2 separate regions of the Homo sapiens genome follow, and region 2 is linked to region 1. Evidence: read pairs that join two places in POLR2A ChIA-PET (ENCODE). Cell type or tissue: A673. All regions are shown on one strand.

The links. Peaks named below come from ENCODE experiments on the same cell type or tissue, not always from the same donor. Only the 100,000 strongest peaks of a DNase experiment are listed, where the experiment ranks them.
Region 2: POLR2A ChIA-PET joins it to region 1 with 5 read pairs; 10 of 35 experiments call an interaction of 5 or more read pairs at or near these places.

Annotation. Positions count from the first base shown.
Region 1 is chr9:128,217,756-128,220,255 of GRCh38, reverse strand. It overlaps DNM1 (dynamin 1), which reads right to left. Exons shown (of 22, transcript NM_004408.4): 2 at 1,952-2,025; 3 at 1,525-1,674; 4 at 1,004-1,207; 5 at 170-268; 6 at 1-75. Among named protein-coding and RNA genes, the nearest start is that of DNM1, 16 kb to the right of the region's middle. RefSeq lists enhancers at 520-1,475, 1,212-1,506, 1,476-2,432. In A673, no CTCF peak of the experiment used is centred here; a DNase peak (open chromatin) is centred at 1,365.
Region 2 is chr9:128,303,732-128,306,231 of GRCh38, reverse strand. TRUB2 (TruB pseudouridine synthase family member 2) reads left to right here. Exons shown (of 8, transcript NM_015679.3): 8 at 1-1,073. Among named protein-coding and RNA genes, the nearest start is that of TRUB2, 17 kb to the left of the region's middle. RefSeq lists a silencer at 1-162. In A673, no CTCF peak of the experiment used is centred here; no DNase peak of the experiment used is centred here.

The DNA.
Region 1 (2,500 bases):
CAGCAGCCAAGGCGGCGGTAATGTCCTTCTTGCCATCAATGTCCTTCTGGCTCCGGTTCACCACTCCAATGTAGCCTGTGAACAGTATCAAGGTCAGGGCAACCAGCCTCAAGAGGAGGGGAAGGGTGGGGAAGGGCTGGGGAGTGGTTGAGGGGCATGGCCTGCTTACCTCTGCGCAGGGGGAGCAGCTTGTTCTCCAGCACATCACGGGCATCTGTGCCCTCGTCCATCAGGTCCAGCTTGGTGATGACCCCGATGGTGCGCTGGCCTGGGTGCACCAGCAGGAGGGCCGTCTACAGCTGCACCCGCTCTCACACACAATTCCATGCACTCCCACTCCCATCCCCCTGCTCTCCTCGGCCCCCTGCCTGCTCACTGCCTCCTCTCTTTCCCCCTTATTCATTTTCCACAGAGTAGCCAAAATGATTTTTATTTATTCTTCTTGTTTTTTTATTTGTTAGAGATGGGATCTCGCTTTGTTGCCAGGCTGGTTTCCAACTCCTGGCTTCAAGCGATCCTCCCAAGTTGGCCTCCCAAAGTGCTGGGATTACAGGCATGAGCCACTGCACCCAGCCTTTTTTTCTTTTTTGAGACAGGGTCTCACTCTTGCCCATGCTGGACTGCAGTGGTGCGAGTAGGGCTCACTGCAGCCTCAACCTCCTGGGCTCAAGTGATTCTCTGGCCTCAGCCTCACGAGTAGCTGGGACCACAAGCGTGCACCACGGTGCCCGGCTAATTTTTAAATTTTTTGTAGAAATGGGGTCTCACTAGGTTGCCCAGCCTTGTCTCGAACTCCTGGGCTCAAGCAATCCTCCCGGCTTGGCCTCCCAAAGTGCTGGGATTACAGGCATGAGCTACCATGCCTGACCCCCAAAGTGATTTTTAAAGGTACAAATCTGATCCCACCGCTATTCTTAGACCGTTCAGAGGCTCCCCTTTACACTAAGAATAGACAGCCTGCAAGCCTGGGGTTTTGTGCATTGGCCACCGGGTGGGAACCTACCCTGGGGGTCCACCTCCTTGGCGACCTTGAGGGCGTCAGAATTGGCCAGGTCAGAGTTGGCGGGGGACACGGCCAGGATGAGGCAGTTCTCCTTGGTGACAAACTGCATAAGCATGTCTCGGATCTGGAACTCGATGTCGGGAGGTTGGTCCCCCACCGGGACCTTGGTCATTCCGGGCAGGTCCACCAGGGTCAGGTTCAGCACTGGACAGGGCGGCGAGAGGGCGGGCTCAAGGCGAGGGGCGTGGCCGCGGGCGAGGTTAAAGAATAGGGCGGGGTTAGAGAAGCTGCTTGGGAGCAGGGTGGCAGGTGGGTGGGACTAGGAAATCTCAGGGCGAAAGTGGCAGTCTGTTGGAGGCGTGGCCGGAAGTGGGCGGAATCACGGCAGGGTGGAGCTTGGAATAGGATGATGCAGAGGCAGGGTCATTCTAGGGGCGGAGTCTGCAGGAGGAGCGAGGCACGCAGAGGTGCGTGGCCAAGAAAATGATTCTTAGAGGTTAGGGCGGGGCCAGGGTCCTCACCGTGCGGCGAGTAGACGCGGAGGTTGATAGGCACCGGCGAGATGCCCTTGTTGGTGCCGGTGACCCTGTCGGTCTCGGCCTCGATCTCAAGGCGCACCTCCTCGAAGTCGGTGAATTTCTTTCCCTTGCAGTGCAGGAACTCGGCATATTCTGCTCCAGAAGCGGGCAGGGGAAGGGCAGTAGGCATCAAGGTCTGGAACCCCACCTGGGGGTTTTCATCTCCCACCGGTAATAGAACCCCCTAGACACACCCAAGCAGAACCACCACCCACGTCTCCATTATGTATTTTGATCCCCGCTATCCCTAAGGGGAACGAGGCCCACAGTCACACAGCAAGCAAGTTCGTGGCCAGGCTGGCCCTCAGCTTGGGGACGGGGGAGAGGCTGGAGTGGGCAGGCCTGGCTGCTGGTGAAGGAGGGCACGTACCTGTGGTTGCATTGACCAGCTGCAAGACCAGGGGACGTCGGGTGACAATGCCAGATCCTCGAGGCAAGAAGTCCCTGCAATGAGTTGGAGGTCAAAGGAGGGTCAAGATATGAGGGGGCGCCCTCTGTCCCAGGGGTACCTGTCCGGCCCCTGGGAAAGCCAAAGCTCCTTCCAAAGTGCTGGCTCCACCGCTCCTTAGCCCAGGGGCTTCAGGTAACTAAGAGCATATGGCAGCCCAGAAAGGTGGAAAATACTTTTCCTCAAGTCGCCTGGGTCACAGAATTTATGCATCTGAGCTGCCAAGAGACTGGATCAACTCCTAGATACGTCCTGTGTTGGTTTTGAACCAATAGGAAGTCCCTGCCCCAACTCAGCCACGGCCATTCAGCCCCAGAAAACTGAGGCATGGGGTCTCCCACATGCCTATGTGTCCAATGCCCACAGAGTGGATCCCAGGAAACAGAGCTGTAACTTCTCCCCTCCCTTCCGCTGTGGGGCAGGGCAGCATCTCACTTCCCCTTCTCCAGGCTCCATATGGCTAGGGTTGAA
Region 2 (2,500 bases), 86 kb before region 1:
TGATCTCAGGATAGCAGGATAGGGGAACTCTGAGTCATGGCCAAAATAATTGGTCAATGTACAGCCTCAGACAGCTGGGAATACCACCCCAAATCACTTGGATAAGGAGATGTTTTCCTTATCCTGTGTCTTTAACTCTGAGACGGATGGAGTTGAACAATCAACGATTGTTAAAAATGTACCAAATGTGTAAGCATCATGAGGTGTTTAAGCTGAGCTTTTAAATTAAAATTCTGCTGGGTGTGGCGGCTCATGCCTGTAATCCCAGCACTTTGCGATCCCCACACAGGAGGATTGCTTGAGCCCAGAAGTTTGAGACCAGCCTGGGCAACACAAGGAGACCCTGTCTCTACAAAAAACAAACAAACAAACAAAAAAGCCGGGGGTGTTGGTGTGTGCCTGTAGTCCCAGCTACTAGGGAGGCTGAGATGGGAGGATCGCTTGAACCTAGCAAGTCAAGGCGGCAGTAAATGGAGATCTGTACTCCAGCCTGGGCAACAGAGCGAGACCCTATGTCAGAAAAAAAGAAAAAGCCACCCAGCAGGCTGAGCGTGGTGGCTCACGCCTGTAATCCCTGCACTTTGGGAAGCCAAAGCAGGTGAATCACTTGAGGTCAGGAGTTCGAGACCAGCCTGGCCAATATGGTGAAACCCTGTCTCTACCAAAAATACAAAAATTAGCCGGGCATGGTGGCGCTTGTCTGTAGTCCAGCTACAGCTACTCCAGATCTGGGCTGAGGTGGGAGAATCATTTGAACCCAGGAGGTGGAGGTTGCAGTGAGCTGAAATCACACGACTGTACTCTAGCCTGGGTGACAGGGTGAGACCCTATCTCAAAACAAACAAACAAAAACCCCACCAGCAACCTTGCTGACAAATCCACAGGCCCCCACGTCTGCCAATTGCCTGCCTGTATGAACTGGGCACCTGGGGGAGGGGCGTGGCCCCCAGGCTACTCATCTTGGCTTTCACAGCCAAAGGGCCTGGGTGGAACCTCAGCTTACTGTGTTTACTGACTGGGTAATGTGGCCTCTGAAGCTGTCACCTATCTATAAAATGGGGATTAAAACGACACTCACTTGCTCATTGTCTTTCATCCCACCCACGTGTGTTAATCGCGTGCTCCTGTAGGCCAGCCACTGCTCTGGGTGCTGGGACTTGGTACTCAAGGACAGATGAGGCTCTAGGTCTCACAGAGATTATGACGTAGGGGGATCAGGCAAGAAAATAATGGAGTGATGAGCACAGGGAGGAGATCTGGCTGGTCAGTGAAGCAGAGGCTTGGGAGCTGATTCATTTTATATATAAGTATGTACGTAATTTTTTTTTTTTTTTGAGACAGAGTCTCACTTTGTCACCTAGGCTGGAGTGTAGTGGCGCAATCTTAGCTCACTGCAACCTCTGCCTCCCAGGCTCAAGTGATTCTCCCACCTCAGCCTCCCAAGTAGCTGAGACTACAGATGCACACCGTGACACCTGGCTAATTAAGACCCTCAACTCTTAAAAAAAAAAGGCTAAAATGATAAATTTTACATTATGCACATTTTATCACACCCACATAAAAACCATAAAAACAAAACAAAAGCTCTTTCTTGACCTCATAACTCTACAATTACTGCATTCCTTTGCCTCCTTTAGAGCAAAACTCCTGGAAAGGTTGTCTGTAGTCACTGTCCCCAGTTCCTCTCTTCCCACACTGCCCTGAATCCATGCCAGTCAGACTCTCCTTCGCCAAAACGCTCCTGAAATGACTTGTCAAGGTCAACAATGACCTCCTCCTGGTTAAATCCAGCAGCTCCTTCTCAGCAGCATCTCACACAGCTGGTCACTGCCTCCTCCCAAAAAACATTGCCTTCAGGAGGCTCCTCCTGGTCTCCCCGTCTCCCTCCCTGGTTCCTTCTCAGTCTCCTTTGTGGGGCTCCTCCTCTCCTGAGCTCTCCTCTGGTCCTGGTTCTTCCTCTGCCCACACCCAGTCCCTTGGTGACATCAACTCAATATTGCCATGGTTTTTCTTATTGTTGTTTTGAGATAGAGTCTCGCCCTGTTGCCCAGTCTCGCTCTTTTGTTGTGTAGTGGCGTGATCTCAGCTCACTGCAACCTCCACCTCCTGGGTTGAAGTGATTCTCATGCCTCAGCCTCCCGAGGAGCTGGGACTACAGGTATGAGCCACCATGCCTGGCTAATTTTTGTATTTTTTGTAGAGACAGGGTTTTGCCATGTTGCCCAGGCTAGTCTCAAATCCTAGACTCAGGTGAACTGCTCACCTCAGCCTCCCAAAGTAGTGGGATTACAGGCATGAGCCACTGCACCTGGCCACCATGGTTTTTAATAGCATTATACTGATGGTGCCCATTTTTACACCTTTAGCCTGACTTCTCCCATGAACTCCATTATACCGTTAAGCATTTCCACTTAGGAGCTGTGTTTGCATCTCAAACTGAACACTTCTGAATCCTAACTCGTCATCTTTCCCCAAGACCAGCTCTTCCCAGGGACTTCCT